3 separate regions of the Homo sapiens genome follow, and regions 1 and 2 are each linked to region 3. Evidence: chromatin contacts called from ENCODE Hi-C data. All regions are on one chromosome and are shown on one strand. The core of a region is the stretch at or near the end of the contact, and the rest is flanking DNA. Distances in the headings are between cores, read along the strand shown.

Region 1 (2,700 bases), core at 143-2,642, 5.6 Mb after region 3:
CTTTTGGTGCTTACTTTGGATTAATAATAGAATCATTTTAAATTTTGCACCAAATGACTACAAAGTTAAATGTCTATGTCAAAAGAAAATTTATTGACTTCATTATTAGAATATGAAGTGGTTTTTTTTGCTTTAAAACTTTGTTTAAAATATCTAAGGAGGCCAGGTATTAACTCTGAAAAAACTGTATAATTATTTATAAAACAGATCCCATAGGAGCAACTGAACAGCTGTGGAAAGATTTGGCACATCACTTTGCCAGCCTGAATTTAATGACCTACATGTGAAGGGCTACATATCCAATTACTAATCCTCCCTCAGCTACTCTTTGCCCTCATATGGAGGCAGCTGAAAAAAGATGCCCTACTAACAGATCAGAAGTGGATCCAGACTTTTTTGCCAGTGCTCAGTTAACAAAGATCTTTTAGGTTTGAGATGAGGAAGAAACAGAAGAGGGACTCACAACAGTGTTATAGCTGATACAGTGTTTCAAGTAAAATTTAAGGGCTTATGGCAAGAGTGACTTTAGTTTTGTAACTAAAGTCAAAGAAATTTCGGCTCTTTTAGAGAATCTCAAATTCTGGATTTAATTTTCTATTCACTGAAGCCTTTAAACATGTTCAAATATCTTCAAGGATAATTTACTTCAAAATTCTTTCTATATGAGAAGCCAGTCTTCTATTCAAGATGCAAACCTCATTCTTACCTTCAAATTCTGCAATAATCACCTATTAGAAGTAGAGGAGAAAAAAACTAAATAGAAAATGACAATCTACGGGGTTGTATTTCATTTCTCTCTCAGTTGACATGATCTATATATAGCAAAAGATTATATAAGGTCAAGTATTATAAACAATGAAATGTCATCTGATGTTTTGCAAAACAGCATAGGAAAAATAGCTCAAGGAATGAATAAAGAGTAAAGCTATGGCTGTTTTACTTCAGCCATAAAAAAGCCTTACAGATTCTAAATTTAAATGCATTTTATTGTGAATCTGACTCACTTTTTGAATTTAATTTTCCACTTGAGTTATGTAAAATCATGTGATATGGTAATTTTCTGTATAAATTAAAAATAATATAGGCAAGAGATGTTTTTCTCTCATTTTCAACACAGAAAAATTAGGAGCCTTTCTTCGTTGTTTTGCATTTTTAACAGTGGGACTATCTTAATTCCTTCATCCAATACTCACAAGAATATATGAATGAATACACGTCTGCAGGTACACACTTAATTCTTGAACGGGAAAAAACAGACATCACTGTAACTACCTCCCACTCCCAAAACACTAACTCCAGACCCCGCCCCGCATAAACCCCTCCCCTTTCTTCCATTGCGGGTTCGAAATGGCCGCAGTTCGATGACGTAAGACGCAACCGCCGTAGCCTCCACTGCGTAACTACCGCCCCTGCCTCTGGGAATTGAAGTTTCTGTGGAAGGAAGCGTGAGCCGTAACCAGGCCAACCCAGAAAGGCTTTCTTTCTGAGATTTCACTTCCCTGTCAACTCTTCAGCTCGGTAAGTGTCCTGGCACTGGTTGGCGCTCCCCCGCACTATGGTATTCTCTGGACGCAAAGGGGCGCGTGCCATGCAGCCCCCTACTAGCAACAAGGGCTTCCGGGGGAGAGGGGAGCAGTGGTGTGGAAGTGGTTTCCTGCGGCGCTCTTGCTGAAGGAAATGACGTCGATGACAGGCGCCCCCCGCGGCCTACCCAGCTGCTCCCTGGTTCGCCAGAGACAGCTTAATCCCGTCTCTGAAATGCGTTTGCTGGCTGGGAGCCTAGAAGGGATAGTGGGCGAGGCTCCGCCCCGTGGTGGGGCGCTTTCCGTCGGCGTGTGTTTTGGGGTTGCCATCGGCCCGTAGTATGTGAAAAGTGAGTTTGCAAAGAATCAGTGGGAAATCTGTACTCTAAAGGGCCGGAAAGCGTGTTATGGCCCTGCCACTTCGTGGCTAGAGACCGTGGGCTTTACCTCTTTAAAGCTGCCTTACCTCATTTTTCCTGCAAAGGGCTGACGTCGCTGAACTCTCTGAAATGTAGAGAGCCCGAGGGGAAGTTGCTGCAGGTGCTGTGAGCTGAGGACAGTTTTATAAAGATCGAAGTGTTACTTGATTTCACTGAAATACTTTAAATTTGGGAATTTTTCTACAGATATGAAGAGGATGGCAACACATTACTTGTCACTTTCTGAAAGAATTTCATCTGCCCCTTCCATTCCCAACCCTCTGCCCAAAAGGCTTGACAACTGAAGTGAACAAAGGGCTTTTCGCTCCTCCACGTTTAGTCCGCATGTCTTTTAAAAGGGCATTCCTGGCCGGGCGCGGTGACTCACGTCTGTAATCCCCGCACTTCGGGAGGGCAAGGCGGGTGGATCACCTGAGGTCAGGAGTTCGGGACCAGCCTGACCAACATGGTGAAACCCCGTCTCTACTGAAAATACAAAATTAGCCGGGCGTGGTGGCGCATGCCAGTAATCCCAGCTACTGGGGGGGCTGAGGCAGGAGAACTACTTGAACCCAGAAGGCGGAGGTTGCAATCAGCCGAGATTGCGCCATTGCACTCCAGCCTGGGCAACAAGAGCGAAACTCCGTCTCAAACAAACAAGAAAGGCCGGGCGCAGTGGCTCATGCCTGTAATCCCAGCACTTTGGGAAGCCGAGGCGGGTGGATCACGAGGTCAAGAGATGGAGACCATCCAGGCCA
Region 2 (2,700 bases), core at 96-2,595, 7.5 Mb before region 3:
CTTTACTGGACAAACCTAATTTCCATGTTGCTGTAGCGAGTTACAGGGTTGAAAAATAGTTCAAAGACCACGAAAGACATAGATAACTTGGAAGAGTGAGTCAGACAAGACACCAAGTCATTTGTGTGTGTTTGCTATTTAAAAGTATTTCGTAATTTCTCCTGAGGAAATTATATGAAAAATGTTTGTTTGGAGACGCAGCCTCTCTCAGTGGCCCAGGCTGCAGTGCAGTGGCGCGATCCCGGCTCACTGTAATCTCTGCTTCCCGAGTTCAAGCGATTCTCCCAACCAAGCCTCTTGAGTAGCTGGGACTACAGGTGTGCACCACCACTCCCCGCTAATTTTTGTGTTTTTAGTAGAGACGAGATTTTGCCATATTGGCCAGGCTGGTCTCGAACTCCTGACCTCAAGTGATCCTCCCGCGTCGGCCTCCCAAAGTGCTGGGATTACAGGCGTGAGCCACCGTGCCCAGCCTCGCAAAATGTTTTAATAGGTACATGCACGTTTTCCTGAGAAGCTAATCCATATAATTAAGTTTTCAAAAGAAGTGTGCCACAACAGGTTAAGAATCATTGTTCTGGTCACTGCTTACAACTCAAGTCCCTCAACACGTAGTGGCCTGTGTGTTCTGCTTTGTCTGAATCTTCTCGTCTAAATTTCCTTATTAAATTTTCAAGGCCCAGGTTAAATGGCATCTTACTCTTTGAGATCTTCCACCACCCTGTGTCCTATCATTTGTTTTCTCTTAAGTTTCTTTGCAAACGCACTCTGCACACCATATCTAGCAAGTGTTAGTTCCCTTCCGTAACTGGATTTTTTACTCTTTGAGGACGATGGCAGAGTCCTGCAAAAGAAGATGATAATTTTAGAATATAAATCCTCACGTTCGCTATCTTCTGGCAGCCACAGCTCAGCTCCAATCTGCGAAATACGGCACTCTCTTTATTGACTACTGCTTCTCTCGGCACCCGTACTTCCGCAAGGACGCCGTCATAGGCCGGGCGCGCCCCAAACCTCCCCACGCCGGGCCCCTATGCGCCCTTACTGTCTGAAAACGGGAACTACAAGTGCTGCCGAAGACTTTTGCGCGTGCGCATAGATAACTAGGCCAAGGAACTGATGGGTGTGCAGGACGGGGGGGCGGGGTAAGAAGGACGATAGATGATAGAGTGGACCGCAAGAAAAAGGACGGAGAGTTAATTAGACTTCGCCCAAGCTGTGCGACCCTATAGGCCGCTTGTAACTTACTCCGTTCGACTCCCAAAATACAGGGTCAAGTACTGCGGCCTTCGGACATTTCCGTCTCCGGATCCTGATAGTCTCGGTTACTTTCGCGTCATAGGATGAGCGACAACGTTTTCCGGTCCCAATTGAGAAAGACGGGCCCGGAGGCAGTGCGCGCTCCACCTACGTCACAGGCGAGGTGGTTCCAGGAGGGCTGGGCATCGGAGAGCGCGGCCGGCTGAGAGACTCGAAGCCAAGGAAGAATTTGATTGGCGATTTGAAAGCGGCGGTTTTTGGCTTAGGCGGAGGTGGGCGGGCCAAGTTTTGGGTCCTCATCTGGTGAGGTCCCGCGTTAATGACGTCACGTTGTTTCGCGGGAGAAATTCGAAAGTGGATTTTGTGCAATTTGACAGGTGAGGTGAAGTGTTTCTCGGGATTTCCTAGGAATGACTTGAGCGATTTGGGGCGAAGGGACGAAAGACTCTGCTCCTTAAGAAGAGAACCGGGAAGGATGCTGTTTGGAACCAGGATTGGGGTGGTCGCAGTCACAGCTACTCGGACTGCTTGTAGTAAGTGGTGCCTCTTCACCGTTTTTCCCAGGCCTTGCTTTGCAATTTCGAGTAGGTATGAGGACCAAAGAGGGCTTTGCTGTTTGTATTTAGGACTGAGAAAGGATCAAGTCTCCATTGTCATTTGGTGACAGGATTATGGTTCTTAGAATCTTGGCAAATGAGATGTGGGTTTCCTTTGTTTATTTGGACTGGATGGTTTGTTAACAATGTTGAGTTCATGATTCCAAAACTTTGTTATCCGAACTATTTAGAGGTTCAGGTTTAGGTTCAAAAAATACTCCTTGTTTAAAAAAAAAGGAAAAATATCTAGTATTTAAATGAATAATGGCTCATACTTTACTGAGAACACCGAGTTTTATGTATATATATTGCGTCCGTACATATAGTAGCACAATGTATATGTATGTATATGTGTGTATGTACGTATATCTGTGTGTATGTATGTATGTATATAATTATCACAGAGCATCTGGGGTCTTTAAAAACTTATTTGGAGATTAATCTTTCACCTATTAGAAGTCGGTCAACAGGTGAATTGTCTGGTAGACGTGGACAGATGAACACTTGGAAAAAACTCTTTGCATCTCACTTAAATATATATGATGCTGTTGTCTAAAATAATTTTTTCTGATTAATACTAAGATAAGAAAGGGTGTTGACTTTCAATGAATAAGTATTAGAGCTCTTCTAAATTTTAAAAGATCCAGTTAGCTTTTTTTTTTTAGGTTTTCTCCTATAATCGAATTTAACCATCCTTTAAGAGTTTCAGTCTTCTTAGTTCTTTTTAAACTGTACATTCCAGAAGTAATATCTCAATTTAGGAAAATAATGGAGAATTTATCTTGCAATTGTGAAATAGCATATAAGTTATCCTAAACTAGTAAATACTGGGTTCCTAATCTGT
Region 3 (2,700 bases), core at 154-2,653:
TCAATGTAATTAAAAGTATATCATGAGGGGAATAACCAGCAAATAACACTTATATTTCATTTTCGGCCTTTCCAGGAGTCTATCCAGGCCACACTTCATTATGTCATAGGTAGAAAACTCTCCATACAAACCCTATTAGCTTAATAAAACTAGACAAGCAGTCCCAGTGAAAAGATTCAGCAAGATGCGAGTGAGGTGTGTGTGTGTGTGTGTGTGTGTATGTGTATGAGAGAGAGAGAAGAAAGAGTAGAGAGGAGACACAGAGAGAAAGGCAGAGAGATGAAAGACCAAAGAGAGAAGCCAAAGAGAAATTTGGATGGGACTGTTATAAATCTGCTCTTCACTTCTTTGCTGGGATTGGGTTTCATTTCTTTAGGCGCCCCTGACCTTGCAGTCTTGCAACTCCAACGCTGCGCTCCCCACCCCCTCCCGCCCCCTCCCCGGGCCTGCGCCTGCCTTTGTGTCTGCCTGTCACTTACCAAGGAACCAAACGAAGCTGATTCGGGAGAAGCACAAAGCCGGGACACAGATTTGTCCATAAATTCTCTTACATACATTCCCCAGGCTGGAAGGCTCAGCCCAGCGCTGACTTATGTACCTTGAGAAAAGTGAGTTCTGGTCTTGTTTGGGGAACCAGAGAAACTATTCTTTCCTCTTTCACTCAGCGCCGCTAACAAAACGCGCGGACTTAAGGAAAAAAAAAACCCACTCAGTGTACTCCAATTCCACTCCCTGTGACATTCACTTCGTACAGCCCCCTAAAGGGGGATAAGAAGGTAGGAGGAGGCAGACACAAACCCAGACCCAGACCCTACAGCTGATAAAAGGGTCGAAAAACACCCTATCAGTGTTCTCTCTGAGGTTGTTCAGGATAAACGGGAGACTCGTTTCACTTACACGAAAGAAACAGGGGAAGAGGATTAAAGGGAAAAGTAGTGCCCCCAAAGCTGAACTATTTTAGAAAGGAAAGCAAATTTAAAAATCACTTTTCTGAGGATTAAAAAAGGCCGGGAAACCGGCTCGTCGGAGGCACAAAGGTAAGTTTTCTGGGAGATGAGGGGACGAGCATTAGGAGGAGAGAAGAGAACACAGAACTACAGGTTTAAAAGGGGTAGAGGGAATTAAAACTATATTTGTCAGCCATGTTGAAGAGGCTCCAGTAATTTGTGAAGCTTCCCTCTTCCCTCTTGGTATTTGTGGGTGACACTACAGGGTTTGCTCCCCAGTCCCTGGAAGCCCGAGAAAAAGCGAAGGGGAGAAGAAAGGGAGAGTTTCGCGGCATAAGAGAAGCGCTCTGACCTCGTTCTCGTCCCTCAGCCTTGCAGCAATCCAGCAGTTGCAGTCGGGTCTCCTTTCTAACAAATCCTAAAGGGCAGCCATCTTGCTTCCTTCTGCTTCTCTACGAAAGCAGCCTAGCCTCCGCATCAATATTCATAAGGCAGTTTGACGTCTGTTCTCATCACTCAGCGGGGCCGGCGTCTCGGGGCGGCCGCGCCGAGGGGGCGGACGTGACTTGCATGCGAGCGGGACCCGGGCGCGCGGCGCTCGCGAGGAGGCGGCGGCGGCCGCCCAAGCTCTCGCCGCTGCCACTGCCGCTACCGCCGGCTCTCCTCCTCCGCCCGGGCCTCCTCCTGCTCCGCCCCGGCCTCCTCCCGCTCCGCCCCGGCCTGCGCCGCCGCCCTGGGGCCCTCAGCCCCGGCTCCCAGGGAATTAGCCCCCCGCACCGGGCGTCCAGCACAAAGGCCGGCGGCACCTGGGGCCGTACAGCGGGGCGCGCAGTGGAGACCTGGGCTGCCCTCACGCCGTGCAGTGGCGCGGGGGGAGTGGTGCGCCCGGACCAGCGCGGAGTAGGGGCCAGGGCTGGCGAGCGCGGGGAAGGGTGCAGCCCTCGGGAACCCCGGGGACCTCGGCGGGTCTCCACCCCTGGGAGAAGAAGCAGAGCAAGCGCGAAGGTTGGGGGCGAGGTGGGAGGTTGGGATGGCACGGGTGCCTGGACAAAGACGTGACATCTAAGATTTCCCTTTGAAACTTTTTGCTGGTCTGCACTCCACCACCACTTCGAGGTCCCGCGCACACGCCCCCGCGCGCACCCACCTCCTCCGGAGTGTACCCGCACGTGCCCTCGCTCTGGCCCCCGCCTCCACCCACTGGCACCTCTCCCCGCACCACACCTCCGCTTGCGCCCACCTTACCCTCAGAGGCCCGCGTCTCTATCTCCCTTTAGATCCCGTTGCCCGCGCTCTCCTTTCCCTTTTCTGTCGCTTTAATCTCATTCAGCAGAAGCGCTCCCCTGTTTCACCGAGGGCATGCCCTTAGTGCTTTAGGGGCCTGTATTTTTAAAGACCCGACAAACTGGGAAATTGACCGAGTTCTGTTTCTCCCCGCCCCGGCCCACCTTCTGTTTACTTTAGCCACGTGGGCTGAGTAGAAGGGGGCGTCTCACAGATTGAAATAGGTTTCTCACTAGTGACCCCCTACTTCTCGCTAGGAGGAAATAAACCTGCACTTTCAAATGCTTAAGTTGCCTCTCGTAAGAGCCCTTACTTTGAAGTAGTTTCCCCCCGTACAATTAAGTAATGAAGAAACCGACCGATACAGAGCTAATTCCGAATGACGGATGCTTGATTTTCCCTGACATTCGGAGCTCTGTAACTATGCTCTTCCTTTGACCGGAGTTTTTCTCTATTGCCGAGTAGTGTT

The links. A loop is a pair of places that touch in the nucleus more often than their neighbours do. Pooled maps may share reads with other maps.
Region 1: a loop to region 3 is called in a map of CD8-positive, alpha-beta T cell, with 8 times the contacts of the local background. The contact joins the promoter of TRMT10A here to the promoter of TET2 in region 3. A Hi-C loop is called at or near these places in 2 of 168 maps with a recorded cell type or tissue (CD4-positive, alpha-beta memory T cell and CD8-positive, alpha-beta T cell) and 7 of 50 pooled maps.
Region 2: a loop to region 3 is called in a map of endothelial cell of umbilical vein, with 23 times the contacts of the local background. The contact joins the promoter of LARP7 here to the promoter of TET2 in region 3. A Hi-C loop is called at or near these places in 3 of 168 maps with a recorded cell type or tissue (CD8-positive, alpha-beta T cell, endothelial cell of umbilical vein and naive thymus-derived CD4-positive, alpha-beta T cell) and 5 of 50 pooled maps.

Annotation. Positions count from the first base shown.
Region 1 is chr4:99,562,731-99,565,430 of GRCh38, reverse strand. TRMT10A (tRNA methyltransferase 10A) reads left to right here and starts at 1,392. Exons shown (of 8, transcript NM_001134665.3): 1 at 1,392-1,518. It also overlaps a transcript of MTTP not described here. RefSeq lists enhancers at 1,314-1,373, 1,724-1,853, 1,089-2,288.
Region 2 is chr4:112,635,788-112,638,487 of GRCh38, reverse strand. LARP7 (La ribonucleoprotein 7, transcriptional regulator) reads right to left here and starts at 1,345. Exons shown (of 13, transcript NM_016648.4): 1 at 1,249-1,345. It overlaps ZGRF1 (zinc finger GRF-type containing 1), which reads left to right and starts at 1,579. Exons shown (of 28, transcript NM_018392.5): 1 at 1,579-1,637. RefSeq lists enhancers at 793-902, 943-992, 1,563-1,782.
Region 3 is chr4:105,145,579-105,148,278 of GRCh38, reverse strand. It overlaps TET2 (tet methylcytosine dioxygenase 2), which reads right to left and starts at 1,403. Exons shown (of 11, transcript NM_001127208.3): 1 at 1,300-1,403. It overlaps LOC124900868, which reads left to right. Exons shown (of 3, transcript XM_047416559.1): 2 at 1,318-2,700. The coding sequence ends at 2,006. RefSeq lists silencers at 429-498, 1,462-2,141 and enhancers at 829-878, 1,222-1,391.